Linked DNA regions of Mus musculus: region 2 is linked to region 1. Evidence: chromatin loops called from intact Hi-C (ENCODE). Cell type or tissue: heart. All regions are shown on one strand.

Region 1 (8,000 bases):
ATTCTGTGAAGATAAGCAAGTACCTTCTTTGCCTTTGTTTCGAGTGTGTTATCAAGCCCCTTACTTCCCCCTTTTTGTCTTCATTCCTTATGGCATTATATCTCTGGCTCCTTATTTTTCCTTTAATTCAAAGGCAGGTTTCTGATACTCACTGTATTTCTCATATTTATGATTGTAATTAGAGTCTCTATTTTGTCTTTATTCCACAAAGAGCTTGGACTAAGGCTTAAGGCTCACCAGACAATGGACCCCACTTAGTTCTTGAACATTAAAAAAAACTGCCCATTTATTCTATATCCCATTGATACAAATAGGCCAGTTATTTCTCCTTTATCCCATAGATTAAATAAATATTTATTTTCTCCTCCAAATCATCAGTCTTTCTGGTATTGTTTGGGGGGAACTAATTCAGGAAACAAGATGCCCACACTGACATGAGGCAGGAAGCAGTTCTATTGTGCAGTTATGACTTACACTCAGGCTCAGCAGAGGACTGTTTGAAAAGCTCAGCCCCAGGGCTGGAGAGATGGCTCATTAGTTAAGAGTACTGTTGCTCTTGCAGAGAAGCCCTGTACCTGATTCCCAGCACCCACATTGGTGGTCCACAACCATCTGTAACTCCAGCTCATGGGACTCTGACGCTCCCTTCTGACTTTGTCAGACATCAAGCACACAAGTGGAACACACATGTACATTCAGGCGGAACATTCATAAATATAAAATAAAAATTTAAAATACATAGCAGAAAGAAAGAAAGAACTGAACCCCAAGTTCAGTTAAACAGAATGTTTCGTACACCTCTGTCCTTCTGCTGGCACATAACAATCCAATTTTGTTGGCTATATTTAGCTTAATTAATAGTGTGTTGATTGTCAATAAGCAGAGTTCTTCCTCCACCCAAGTAGCAGAGCTTACTTAACAAGTCATTTCTAATACAGAGGAGAAAGGTATAGGTGAGACATCTATTTTGTAGTGAGTTCGGCTCATCCAACCTAGAGTGTTCTAAAGCTTCCATGTCTGGAGCTCGACAGATTCTAGGACTCTATGGAGCACAATATGGACGCTGTGGTACCCTAATAGTACTATAAACTATTATTACTGGAGGGACACAATGAAGCTTAGACTAGGACTAGGAGCTCATCAGACAATGGATCCAGCATATGAATCAGATTCAGGAAGAATCACACAGATGATTTTGAGAAATCTCCAGTGCTGGACACAAGGACAAATGCTAGGTGTGGTGGCACACACCTTTAATCCCAGTACTCAGTAGGCAGATCTCTGTGAGTTCCAGGCCTGCCAGAACTCTATAATGGGACTCTGTTTCAAAAACAGAGATGAAAAAATCTAGGCTCAGGGAGATTAAGTAGCCCAGAATCTCCAGAGTACAGCTGGAGCATGAGACATGTGTGTTGCCTGCCATATCACTCTGCTTCTCAATGACTAGTTTTAGTTTTTAACGTTTAAACTTTAATTTTGAAATAATATGAAACTTACAAATAGACTGAAAAGATCCCGAACAAACAAAAGCCCACAGAACCTCGCCTAGGTCTTTAACCTCCTGAAACATTGACATAATCCCAGTACAACTATAAAACTAAGAAGTTAGCATTTCACAATACAGTCACTACAGTACATTCAGATTGTGGTATATGTGCGTGCGTGTGTGTGCGTGCGTGTGTGTGTGTGTGTGTGTGTGTGTGTATGTTGGTGCAGGTAGATGTGTATGAAGGCCAGAGGTTGCTATTGGAATGTCTTACAGCATTACTCTCTGTCTTATTTTTGAGGCTAGGTCTCTCAATGAACCTAGACTTAGCATTTTGTCCACACTGATTGACAGGTGAGGCCCTGGGACCCACCCATATTTGCTTTCCAACACTATGGCTATTAGTGTTCACAGCCCAATCTGACTTTTCTGTGAGTGCTGAGGATCTAAGCTAGGATCCTTATGCTGACACTGAAGAAAACATCTCTCTAGTCCAAGGCTTTGTTGATTCTCTTACTATTGTTCTTTTGCTGGGGGCAAAACATTAGGGTACTGTAATGAGCTCTTAACATACAGGTTGCACCCTGCAGCGATAATTTCTGAGTAAGACTCCTGGCTGACTTCACATGGGGAGCTTGGGGTTACCTCACAAAGCTCTGCTGGGTCATAACAGGATTACAAGGGATAGCCTGGGAACCTGCCAGCACAGTGGGAAACAGCAGAGAGAAATCTGTGGCAGGTAGGAGGCAGGTGAGTAAGGGGACCTGACTGAGGAAGCACAGGGGTTGCTGGTGACTTGATAAGGTGGGTGGAATATACTACGCCAGGTTCCATGTGGTCAATTCCTTTGTCTCAGTTCAAATACAACTTATTCCATAAACTTTCATCTATTTCCATACACAGTGCCCTCTGCTATAGCATGTCTTTATTGTGTGGCTCTGAAGTCTGTTCTTGGGATCACACTACATGTACAGGCAAGGCTAGGGAACGCTCTCATGGCTTGGTATGTGTGCAGAGACAACCTCTTAACCTGGATTGCTAAAGAACAGAATGGCCATTGCTAGTGGCAGGAGCACTGCTCTGGCCCTTGGGAAGTTTTCCATGGATAGTGTCCTTAGCACTTTGGAAGAGTGAACTCAGTGTCTTGATCTCTGCTTTAGGGTCCGTGAAGCTGTCTCCCAGGAAGCCAATGCCGGCAAGACTGCTGTGGAAGGCGGAGAGAACTGTTGCTGCACTCGAAAGCTGGCAGCACTGCAGCTAAGTGCCTTCCGAAGCCATGGAGATGAAGGCCAGAGGTTTGAGGATCCCCTTGCTGCTGTTGCTGGTGACTGTGGTCGTAATGGCTAAGGTGAATCACATCCAGAGGTGGGGGGGTTTCAAGGAGAAGGCCATGAGCAAGAAAAACATCAACTCGACACTCCATTTTTTCATCCGCTCTTACAACAACGCAAGCAACGACACCTACTTGTATCAAGTTCAGAAGCTAATTCAAGGTCAGATGCAGGTTTGTGCTTTGTTGCCCGGACATCAACACAAGCCCCATCCTGCTTCTTGAGACATATGGGGATTTTCTATAACCAAGTCCTGGAAACTCCTCAGGTAGCTTCATGTGCAATGGGTGCACACGATATCTCTGAGTTAAGCAGCTCATTTGGTCATCACAGCCAGGTCGTGACCTAGTCTGGCCTCAGGCTGGAAACTAATCCTTACTACCTTTTCCTTGGCCAAAAGCTGACCTGTAGCTACTCTGCATTGTTCTATGGGAGAAATTGCATTTTGTTCTGCCTACCAGAGGGCAGCATGGGGATGTCTTTTTTTTTTTTTTTTTTTTTTTTTAATGATATTATCTGGAAAAACCATAAGCAGGCTCTGTAGATTCCTTTACTTCCAACAGCATTTTTATTTCTTCAGTGTCCAGGACTGTAAATCAGGATTGAATTTTGTGTTTGAGACATTTAGAGCAACAAGTCTTTGGTGAGAGCAATGGGGTCAGGGAATGCAGCCAGATTAATTCTACCTGTTTTTAGGCACAGTCCTCCCTCCTTCCATGTGAGTGCTAGGATCACATGTGCGTGTCATTGTGCCTTCTCTTTTGTTTTACACACAACTTTGTTGTGAATCTTATCAGTCGAAAGGCGGTAGAGGAAAGCATTTGCTTGAAAACTATTGAGCCAATGTTTCCTCAAGGTCAGATCAAACCAGTCAGAAACAATTCTGCTTCCTAGCTATGCAGTTTTGAGAAGAAATCGTTCACTATGAGAGAAGATTACTAGTCAGAGAGAATGGAAAGCAGATGGAACAGGAGTTAACAGCAAGAAGGGGAAGACATGGGGCCGGGTGGGCAATGTAAGTTTGATAGCTAAAGTTCCTTAATCCCAACACAGACATTCCTGGGGATTCCTTGGTATTATGCACTATAACCACAAGGTGGCGCTGCTTCGTCTTCACTTTGATCGGTTTCCTTAAACTATAATTGAGATACTAATATAACCTGTGAAATCAACCTTCTACCATTAACAGTTAACTAGTCGAAAATATTTTTTAAATGTTTATATGCAAACTTGAAGTTATTTAAAGTGATAAGCGGACAATTTGGACCTGTCACTTGGAAAGGGAGGATCATGGACACAGGTTTCTGGACATCTCAATATCTAGATGTGACTTTGAACGTCTCAATCCTGCAAAGAGGGGGTAGTAGACAAGCGTGGTAAGTGGTGGGCCTGGTTTCACCTTTCAGCTGTTCCCAGCTGTGGAATCATGATTACGCATCATCTAGAATCTTTCCTGCCGCTTCTTCAGAGGCAAAATGAGTCAGAACAGCAACAATTTAGCACAATGCTGCCACCTAGTGGCACTTGTCAAATATTTACTGATATGGCTGTATTCTAAGTGAACAATGGAGACTAATAGTGAGTAAGAAGTTTCATGTGCATGCATGTTTTAGGTTTCCTCTACATACAACCTGCCGATGGCTAGGCAGTGTGACAGTGGTTGGCACAGTTCTACAACATCCCCGTGCATATGTAGAATGGCCACCTTGATGACAGCAGAGGAGCACGTGCATTCTAGGGCATTCCAGGCTAGGACTGAGATTGCGTTAGCAGTGCAGCCATGAGCAATTGCCTTGGGACCTGGCCTTAGGTTTTTCTATGGGGATCATTCAACCAGGATCAAGGTGAATTTTCTGCCTGCATCTCCCCTAGACAGACTTACTATCTCATTAGGTTGGACCACTGGCATTTGGGCACAAGAAGCAGGAGACTCCCAAGAGCTTCTCTCCACTATATGTAGTTCTCTCGAATCTACACATTTCTTTTGAGGTGCCAGACCTGGGTCAATGGCCACCATATTTCCTTAGTGTTTTACTCCATGTGTAGGGCTTCTTTTCCACAAAAGACTCCCCAGTCCCTCTTCCACCACCACCTTCTCCTCTTCCTCCTCTCCCCCTTCTTAGTCTTCACAGCCTTAGGTTTGACCATGAGTAAGAGAAGACAGATGGACCCCTGAGAGCTGGCCCTGGCTGGTGTTCTCTCTGCCTTACCTGGTTAGCACAGCATCATCTCGCACTGTCCACTGCCCCAGGAGGAAACAGATGTAGGGAACAGGGGGTAGCATATCAGGTGGAAAGCTCATGGGAGAGAAAGCAAGGTCGTCAGCGCAGGCCATTCTTCTGTTCTTGGCTCTCTAGCTGTCATAGCTGCTCTACACACTTTGGCAGAAACGTTTAATAACTTAAAAGTCCTTAGGATACCCCCGTGTGGCTTTTCCTGGGGAAACCTGAACAACAAATGTCTACTTACTACAGATAGGGCACCAACAACAGACCAAAGCAACAATTCCAAGAAAGTCTAGCTTAGTTTACCAGTGAGTTTATGGGGGATACTTAAAGGGAACATGGGTGACTCAATAGCAGCTGTATCACCAAAAAAGCCTACTCCAGAAAGGGCTTAGGATCATAATGGCATCTCAGAAGTTCCTGAAGGTGTCACAGGTGGTTCACCTAGCCCAAACCTCTCCTTAATCACCTTGGGTAGGAGACCTTAAGATCTTGCTTTATTTGATTCCTGAATCTTATAAGCCAGCCTCCACTCTCCAGAGGGAAAGTTTCGATTGGGAGGAAATATCTACACAATAGCTTGTTTTATTATTATTTTTTAGATGCATTAGTGGAAGTGCTTCTGTTTTGCTCACAGACTCCACAAACAGTTCGGATACTTATGTGTCCCTTGCAAATGGAGGCTGTGAGGTTATTTTCTCAAGGTTTCAGAGCTGATACGTGGGGAGTGAATGCCTAGAATCAATTTGACTCCTAAACTATAAGTTTTAAAAGACATATTTTCATGTGTATCAATGTTCTGTTTTCAAGTATTTGTATAGAAGTGCACCACATCCACACAGATCTTGCAGAGATAAGTGGAGGGCGTTGGATTCCCAGGAGCTGGAGTTACAGATGGTTGTGAACTGCCATTCAGGTTCTGGGAACCAAATCTTAGTCCTCTGCAAGAGCAACAAGTGCTTTTAACTGCTGAGCCATCTCTCTGATCCATATTTAGATGTATTGCTAAATTGTCCTCTTCTTTCTGATTGACTGGAAAGGAAAGTCGAGAAGGAGTGAATAACTGCACAGACTGGGAAGAAATAGGGCCATGCACCTCACTGCAATATGAGAACTATGGTGTTCTGTGGTTACCAGGCAACCCAGCTTGTCTTATCATAGGGATGAGTGGAGGACAAAATAGAGGCAATATGTGGCTACCACAGCAAAGTTGAGGGCACAAGGCTGTGGATGACCAGAGATCTCAGTTGCCAGAATCACTCAATGGGAGAGGAGGAAGGAGTTGAGTTTTGATGTATGATTGCAGGAAACAGCAGTCATGACTTGGTTCCTCCTGGAGAGGGTCAGCCACTAGACACTCAAAGTGGAAATTAGAAATGTGACTAATTACTTCTCTGCAGTTGACCACAGGGGTGGAGTATTTGGTTACTGTGAAGATTGGCAGGACCAAATGTAAGAAAAATGAGACGAAGAAAGCCTCCTGCCCCCTGCAAAGCAGCAAGCTGAAAAAGGTATGTGCTGGGGGTTCTCTGAGTGCACCTGAAGGCCAAGGATGGGGAGTGAATATTCTGAAGCTGTGAGAATCTCAAATGCCCAGCCCTAGGGCAAGCTCACACTTCTTGGTGCATCTGTTTCTCCCCACAGAGCCCCAGGGTGCAAGTGTTATTTGCTTCTCACTAGGACTCCTGTTATGGTCTTGCTCCTTTTCTCTATGTTACCGAGGACTGTCCCATCACCTCCTCTGCATCTTCTCAGTTCTGCTGTCTCTCATTGTACCACATTGTCCCTTTCTATGTTGCTGGTCCTTCTTTGGCCAGATGGTAGATAATGAGGGCCTCTTCCTATGCCAGGGTGTAGGTACAGGAGTGGGAGGAGAGGAAGAAACTCTGTACTCCTTCCTGGAACTCAGGGTTCCAGAGTCACCTGCCTTGGGTCTCAGAGGGACAGTTCCTTCCTGGGTGCCCCAGGGCCTGAGGAACCGGAGCCTTTGTCTCACTCTTTGAAAGCTATTTTCTGTAAAGCTGATTAGTTGTTTTTTTCTTCTTCCTTTTCCACAGAGCCTGATTTGCAAATCACTGATATACTCTGTACCCTGGATGAACTACTACCAGCTCTGGAACAATTCCTGCCAGGAGAGCTGAGTGTCTATGTAAAGAGCTCTGCTGACACCCAGATGCCTGTGGTGTGTACTGGTTGTACTGCCTGTGGTGTGTAAAATTGTAAGAGGACCCGTGGTCCTCCCTGGGGTGTTTCTACACACACACAAGCACACACAAGCTCACAACATTGACACCCAACAACACACATAGTAACAGCTCCTTTATTTTACTTTATACACGCACACACACACACACACACACTACACACCTGCCCTCATATACTTTACATGAACCCCCACCACACAAATTTATACAAGCATTCCCACACATGAACCCCTGTGCCTTCCACACTTGCAGTTCACGCACACCTCACAGAAATGCAGTGGTCACCAGGGACTGCTGTACTTGAATAGGAGGCTGATATCCCTCTGGGGAGTCTCATTGTTCTTTCTACCATGCTTCTGCGTTCTCTGGGTCCAGGATAGGGAGCTTTATAACCTGCCAGTACATACAACACTGTGACTCACACATGTCATGATGAGCATGTCTGAAGTCCCATGACCAAACACAGCTGAATACCAGTGTAGATTTGGAACGATTGTACCAAGGCTATGACTTACAACAGCAAAAGGATAAGAGGCGGCAGAAGGATAAGAGGCGGCTGCAGCGGTGGCAGAAACAGCAGCAGCAGCAGCAGCAGCAACAGCAGCAGCAGCAGCAGCAGCAGCAGTGTCTTAGTGATGGTTTCTATTGCTGTGAAATGACACCATGACCACAGCAATTCTTACAAAGGAAAACATTTCATTAGGGCTGGTTTACAGTTCAGAGGTTTACACTTTTGTCTGTCTACTTTCATTGA
Region 2 (8,000 bases), 170 kb before region 1:
TCCAAGCAAATACAAGACACCACAGCAAAACATGAGACAAACTTCCTAGTCTTCTTCAGATTTATTCTGCCTAAGATGCTAATTCATTCTGAGAGTGAATGAAAAAATGAGCTCTGCCTGGCCAAGTGTTGCAATCTTGGGAGAACATGAGTTACTCTGAGAGAGCCCAGAAGTTCCTCTGCATGTAGTGGGCTGCCTGAGACTCCCACCTGCAGGTCTTAGGATCGATTTGTCTCCTCTGCAACTGAGCTGACACAGAAGGATCTCCACATCCCTCTGCCCATAACTCCTCACCTCTGATGGACTCAAGCATGGCCTTCTCAGATGGGTGGTTTTATCTGATAAAAACAAAACAATGACGGCGCAACTGCCCCCTATAAACAAACGCTAGTCACCAACATTCAATCCTGCAGGATTTTGGGGAAAACGAAGTGCACCAGTGCTCACTGTGGCCATCTTTCAAAGATGTGTGCAATCCTTGGTGACAAAAGAATTGCTTTTTCAAAGACACTCCCTCTACATGTAAATGATCCATGCCACTGCTTCTATCCCTGTACAACTTCATCATCAAAATAGCACAAGCCAGTCATTTAGAGAAGCCATCACATCTCTTCGCTAAAGAAACTTGCTTCTTCAACCATCTAAAAATTCTTCCAGGATGTTTTGGTGTGGTCTGGAGCTATTTATTTAAGAATGTAGATTAAAATGCAGCTCCTTGACATATGTGGGTGGTGTTGAGGCTAGATCCCAGTATTTCCCACATCCTTTACAAATGCTGTATCACTAAGCCACACCCCCCAGTCCCCAGCAGCCACATGTCAACACAAGACTTTGTGTGGTGTGTGGGACAATAAACATGAGTGTTGTGGTTTAGATGGCTTGGCCAACACATCACATTCCCTGAGTCGGCTGAGGCCCTCTCTAGACCAAAGTGGCCCTTAGATCTAGATTCTCCAAACACTACAAACTTAACAACTTGAATGGCTGCTTCAGAAAGTCTAAAGCCAGCTCGGTATGTCAACAACACATACTGTTATCTCAGCACCTTAGGGGAGAGAGGAAGATCCCAGTGAGTTTGAAGCAATCCTGGGCTACAAAGTGAATTTTTGAGGTAAGCCTGAGCTATAAAGTTAGTCTCTCTCTCAAAAACAAAAAGAAAAATTGAAGGTCCATTCACCTTAGAAGAAAGGCACAAAAACACAGAATGTTTATCCAACAAAAACAAGAAGAAAAATATAAATCAGGAAGAAGAAAATTGTAGGGGCAGAGGAGCTGATGGGAAAAGAGGCAAGATATGAAAAGGTAAAGTCAGGCCAGGTAGGAAGCATGCTGGATGTATATTGGTGAAAGCCCTTGCCTTTACACCTGTCACAGCAGCTCAGCTCCTTAGAAGATGGGGAGGAGTAAGAGGACGGGGGGAGGGGGTGAAGGGGGTAAGGATGGGGGACATGGAATTGAACACAATTATGGGAAGTTTCCCTGAGGGCATCATACAAGTCAGCTCTCTTGATGTGGCAAGACACCAGAAAGAGCTTAAAGAAAGAAGAGATTTGTTTGGTTCACACTTTCAAAGTTTTCGGCCCATGGTTAGCCCAGCCTATCACTTGGGGCTTGTGGTGAAGCTGAAAATGACAGGGAAACACGGCCGTGGCTGTGGTGTGAAGCTGCTTTCCTCATGGTAGTCAGAAATAGGGAAGTACAGACCCAACATCCCACCTCAAAGACACACCCTAGTGACCTTAATGCCAGCCACTAGGCCTCCCTCCCTCCTAGCTCACTGCACGCCATTGGATGACCTTAGTAGGGCGTGTTCCCAAACTCTAATATGCACAGAATCTGTTTCATTTCTTCACTTCCAGCAGATAGTACATAAGCTTCTGTAATGAAGTCACAAGAAAATTTATGTCTCTGAGATGGTTGTTCAAATATGCATTAAAATAGCATGTTATGTTATAAATTTTCATCCAAATATCTGGCAAGGTATATTTTAGTCTCTCTCAATACACCCCTTTCCAAGTTCAGTGACTCCCTCCCTCCCTCCCTCCCTCCCTTCCTCCCTCTTTGCCTCCCTCCATGCCTCCTTCTCCCTCCCTCCCTCCCTCCCTCCCCCCCTCCCTCCCTTCCTTCTTTCCTTCCTCACCCTCCTTTCTTTCTTGTCCTAAAGCTTCCACAAGGCTAAAAGAGCACACACATATCCGTTACCCTCTGGTGCACAAGGAGCTCTCTAGAAGCTTAGTGGTTAACTGTGTTTCCCACGACCAGTGTGATAAATTAGCACAGAGGTGCTACTTAAGCTACCACAAATTAATCCTCTTACTGTTCTGTACAGCAGACTTGCAAAGTGAGCCATCTAGGGCTGGAATTAAGGCTTCTTCCTTGGAGGGCTTAAGGGGAAAACCCTTCCTTTTCCTCTTCTGATTTCTCCAGACTTCTGACATCTCTGACATCCTTGCTCCCAGCCCTGTTCTGCTGTCTTCTTGTGATCCTTTTACTAGAACCTGCCTGTAGCATCCAGGATACTCTCAGGAGCCTAGTCAGAGTCTTTTTACTCTGGGGGTGGGGGGGCTCTATTCACAGGCTCTGAGCAGTAGAGATTAATAGCAGTGATACTTTTTGTTGTTGGCAGAGTGAATGTCCATAATTAACCCTACAAGAATGGTTTTAAACAACCACTATGTTTTCTCTCTTGATTTGTTTTTGTTGTTTTGTCTTGTCATGTTTTTTTGTCTGTCTGTCTGTCCATCTGTTTGTTTGCTTTTGTTCTTTAAACCACAGGTATACTAACTCTTGTCTACAGAAAAGCTGCTAGGGAGCGATACTCTTTTGGCCTCGGTGTGGACAGTTCATCTCTGTTGTTGGGGTCCCACCCTCCAGTTAGAATACAATAGACAGTCAGAAAAGGTTCAAGGGAAGAAAAGAGGCTGAGCATCCAAGTTCTATTGCAAATGCCGAGACCCTGGAAGAGGTGGAACACATGCCCCAGTATCCATGGAGAAGCCCAACTACTGCCAAATCATTCATTCACTACATTTCCACATTTGCTGTTTCATATGCAACTGGGACTTCTGGTCTCCTTCTAAACAAAACCTCTTCACCAAGACTAAAACTATCTCACTACATTTAACCCTGCCACATTTCCCTGCAAGACTTCATTCCTCTTCTTTCTGCACCATAATTGCCTACCTGTCAGCTACTCTGCACTTCCAAGGCAGCCTTTGCCAGGTCAGAGTCATTCTGCCACGGAATGTAAGTTCCATCACCAATAGCACCACCGTGTGTCAGTAAAAGGAATAGAAGGAATGGGCTGAGCAGAGCGTGCTCTTTCAGAAACTGACTCTGTTTTGTCATAAGCCCTCAATGGTCCAGGAAGAACACTGTGTCATCTGCCTGTTTTTAAAGTGTTAAGACAAATAATAAAAATAAATATGTATTATATGGATAATAAATCGTAAGGCCATAGGACCACCACTTGTTTTCTGGGTCATATACCATATGGTTGTTTTCTTCCCAACACAGCACTTGGGATAACTTTTTACTTTGATATTGTTTCAAATTTTAAAGGGTCACAAGAGTAGCACAAGAATTCCTCTTTGCATTTTACTCAGATTTACAAATTAATTACATATTGGTCCACATGCTTTGCCCTCCCCCACCCAATGCACACTTACACACATTTTATTTCAAAGCATTTGAGACTAAGTTGGAGAAATGTTCTCTCATTTATTGCAGTGTTTAATTCCTAAAAAAAAAAAAAGAAGAAGAAGAAAGAAAGAAAGAAAAAGAAAAGACAACCCATTAACACACAGCTAAACAATTGTTCTCAAAACCAGAAAACTCTGCCTTGATATTGTCTAACCCACAGTCCATATTTTGATTCTATCAATTGTCCCTATAATGTTCTTCATATAGCATAAGAATTAAATAAATAAAACAAAAAATCAGCCTACTTTTAAATCCTTCATGACTAAATGCATGAATTTACTTGACAGAATATGATAATGACATACAGTTATAAGATGTTAACAAATCAAACCTGTGCACACTTTATACTTAATGGTTCAGTTAAGTGGCTACTTAGCCAGAGGATGTGATCTGTTACATGTTACAGCGTCTTCTAAGTGGTTCTGCCAGCTGTGCTGGTGAACGCTCATTAGCCTGGCACTTGGGAGCGAGGAAGATTATGAATTTTAGGCCAGTTTGGACCACATAGCATGAGAGCTGGAGTGAAAATATCAAGCCAATTGGTGTGTAGTAAGCCTAATAATGAAACAGTGAGCGACCTCCAAGCCACAGAGCAGAACTGCTAAGTTTATGGCAGACACAGTTCCAGAAAAACTGCCAGTACAGAGACTAGGACAAGCCACGCCCAGAGCACCATTTCGTCATTGCCAATGTTGTTTCAAAACAAAACAAAACAAATAAAGCAAGCAGAAACCAATGTCCAGACCTCTCCTAGCCCTGGAGGTAAAAAGAAGGCTGTATTATTCCCAGGATGCTTTGGGGTGGGTGGGTGTTTTGTTTATACTAGGTCAGGAAACAGCATGGTTTCTCCTGATTCACCACCTATGGCATGTCTTATTATTTGCCTTATGAATATGAAGTCGACGATAAAAATATTATTCAAAAATAAAATTCGGATATGGGGTAGGGGCTGCATCTGGCTAGGAATGGTCCTAGTGTCCCATTACATAAACCCTTCCGTGGATTTCCTTCAAATAGAGAAAGAAAAATGCACAGCATGTAGCCATGGGGTCAATGTAGAAACTGCAGGTTGGAGCCTCTCTTGTTCAAAACAACATCTTGTTTCTGTCTTCCTGTGAGTTCCCTAGTCAGACATTACAATGAAAAGTCCCAAGTAGTAAGCTGTGGTTTGTGAGATCTAGGATGGGAATTATGACCAGCAATGAACTCTGTGTGGAGCTTTGTGGTCATATTTTAAAGACGCAAATAAAACAGCTTCATTTGTGTCCACATTCCTTTAGGGAACTGCAGTCAAGAGGAATTATGGTCAATTGTGTGTCACACAACCACACTGGGATCTGACTCACAGAGGTGCTTATATAATACTTGATGATTCTACAAATTAGATAGATAGATAGATAGATAGATAGATAGATAGATGATAGATAGATAGATAGATAGATAGATAGTGAGAGGAGAGAGAGAGAGAGATTCTTATGAAATCTTGAATCTTACCATTTAATCATAGGAGTTAATACTACTCCATCAGCATTGGAAATGCTCACAGGACAATCTGATGGAGGCAATTCCTCAATTGAGACTCTCTTTCCAGATATGTCTAGGTTTGCGTCAAGCTGACAAAAACTAACAGGTATACTTTGCTTAACCAAAATTAATTAATTGGCCAACATTTAATGGGCTGGTTCCTGGAGCTCTAGCCTCACTTTCCCCTAGGTACATGCACTGATCTGCAGGAGCCAGCCCAGCTGAGACTCTGGAAGCAGAGCGCTTGTGGTTTACAGGATGCTGAGACATTCCACCCAAGCACTCGTCTGTGGCTCTTGTTTGATGGCTTTGCTTTTGCTCTTTTCCTGATTTAGCACACCAGCAGGTGTTTGACGTCTGGGCACATCTCAGTAGTTCTTTCACCCAAACCACCATGTTCCTGGCCCTTTTTTGCCTCAAAATTGAAAACTAAATCAAAGAATTCTCCAAAGTTGGAGCAAATCAACTGTTTATAAAGCAAATTTGGTGTCACTAAAACAGCTCAGAAAGTGACAATGCCTATAATAAAACCAAGGCAACTTATGAGAGAAAGCATTTGACTTAGAGCTTGCTTATAGTTTCAGAGGGTTAGTGAATGACCATCATATTGTAGAACTCTGTGGTAGTTTGAATAGGAATGGTCCCCCTAGACTCATGTGTTTGAATTATTAGCTCATAGTGAGTGGCACTATTAGGAGGTCTGGCTTTGTTGGATTAGATGTGGCCTTGTTGAGGAAGTTTATCACTGTCAGTGTGGCCCAGCTAGTCTTGGAGCCCAAAGGCCACTGTAACCCTTGAACAGCTGAACTGACACCTCAAACTGGCCCTGTGACTATAACCGATATTCCATCAGGGTACCTGCCAAGAGGATGGCCCAAACCCATGGGGAAAGGAAGAAATGGCACTATAACACTGGGTGTCTGATCACCATGGCAACACTCCCACCAGTTTCTCCTGTGTAGACATAGAAGTCATCTTCCACATCCCCTTCACAGTCACTTCCTACCCACATCAAGTTAGTTTCAGAGGTACATTAGCAAACACACATGTAGCCATCATATCCATATATTCCCTTTCTTAGCCATCTTTCCCATCCAATCCTGTCTACACAAGGGAGTGACTTCCTACCAAAATCCCATGTATCCTGTCATTTAAAAGATCAAGGTAAAGGAGTGTCTTTATCTTTCCTCATTTGTATGTGCTGATTTGATGTTCAGGATACCGCCTTGTCCCTGCCAGCTCCTCCTTGTCTCAAATATCCATTCTGTCACCTCAACGGAAGCTCCTACTCTTATGCCACCAGCTGTGGCTAGTCTCTGTGACCACTCCATGCTCTTCTGCAGCTCACACCTCTTTCTGAGGTCACTGACTGAGGGGTTTTCCTGCCTAGAACCTCTAAGTTCTGGACACAGATCTAGGAGCTAGTGGATTTGAGGTCCAGTGAGTAGAGTGAACAGGGTCTAAAATGCCCAATAGGCAGTAGCCAGGGATATAGGGATGGATTAACTGGAAGGGTTTGGCCTGGATGCTTACCACCACCTTGGGTTTGTTGTACTTCAAATGCCCTCAAGGCCATGAAGAGTTTGAGTCAGTGGACAATAGAAGAGCCCATGTTGCCTTCAGGCTTCCAGACATGACTGACTTCACCCCTATATGCAGGAATGAAGGGAAGACCCTGGCACTGGAAGCGGCAGAGGAGCCTCTTTTAGGTATGCTGTCCTCAGATTCCCCAAAGGACTCTTGTCCACTTAGCTTCAGTGGTCAACTTGAAACAACCCATAGTAATTAAAGGAGTCTCAATTAGGGGATTGTCTTGATCTGATTGGCCAGTGGGCATGTCTGTCGGGCATTTTCTTTGTTGGTGGTTGATGTGGATGAGCCCAGCCCACTGTTATGATACATCTTGGGGCAGGCAGTTCTCCGTGTGTAAAAAGCTGGCTAAAAAAGCAGAGGGGAGCAAACCAGTAAGCAGTTCTCCTCCAAGATTTTTGCCCTGACTTCACTGGTGGATGGTGACTTGGAAGTTTAAGAAAAATAATCCTTAAACAATTTCCCAAGCAAATAGTCCCAAGAAATAAGCTGGAGTAGCCTTTCTGATATCACATAAAATTATTCAGCCAAAAGTTGTCAAAAAGGATAAAGAACAACGCTACATATTCATCAAAGGAAAAATCTCCCAAGAAGAACTCTCAAAATTCTGAACATCCGTGCTCCAAATGCAAGGGCACCCACATTTGTAAAAGAAACTTTACTAAATCTCAAAGCACACATTGCACCTCCCACAATAACAGTGGGAGACTTCAACACCCCACTCTCATCAATGGACAGATCATGGAAACAGAAACTAAACAGAGACACAGTGAAACAGAAGTTATGGACCAAATGGATTTAGAAGATATCGATAGAACATTTCATTATAAAATAAGAACACACATGGTATGTACTCATTGATAAGTGGATATTAGACAAAGAGTGTGAAATACCCACAATGCAACTCATGGACCACATGAAGCTCAGAGGAAGGAAGATCAAATTGTGGACTCTTCAGTCCTACTTAGAAGGGGGAACAAAATAATCAAGGGAAGTAGAGGGTGGGAGGGACTTGGGAGGAAGAGAAGTCGGGGAGGGGAAAAAGAGGAAGAATCAGGTGTGGGAGGAGAAGGGGGGAGATGTACAGAGGTCAGGAAATTGAACAGAGGTGTGTAGCAATGGGGGGGGGGGAGATGGGTAAATGGGGATAGCAACCAGAAAGTCCCAAATGCCAGGAAAGCATG

What was found. Hi-C counts contacts between places; a loop is a spot of excess contacts. Peaks named below come from ENCODE experiments on the same cell type or tissue, not always from the same donor. Only the 100,000 strongest peaks of a DNase experiment are listed, where the experiment ranks them.
Region 2: it touches region 1 in a loop (2.4-fold over the local background); 2 of 42 quality-filtered maps call a loop at or near these places.

Annotation. Positions count from the first base shown.
Region 1 is chr2:148,748,165-148,756,164 of GRCm38, forward strand. It overlaps Cstl1 (cystatin-like 1), which reads left to right and starts at 2,197. Exons shown (of 4, transcript NM_177655.4): 1 at 2,197-2,236; 2 at 2,647-2,990; 3 at 6,443-6,553; 4 at 7,100-7,270. The coding sequence starts at 2,763. The coding sequence ends at 7,183. In heart, CTCF peaks have their summits at 3,922 (motif pointing right) and 4,317 (motif pointing left); no DNase peak of the experiment used is centred here; H3K4me3 peaks cover 467 bases; H3K27me3 peaks cover 513 bases.
Region 2 is chr2:148,577,502-148,585,501 of GRCm38, forward strand. No RefSeq gene overlaps it. Among named protein-coding and RNA genes, the nearest start is that of Gm46770, 19 kb to the left of the region's middle. In heart, a CTCF peak has its summit at 3,286; no DNase peak of the experiment used is centred here; H3K27me3 peaks cover 620 bases.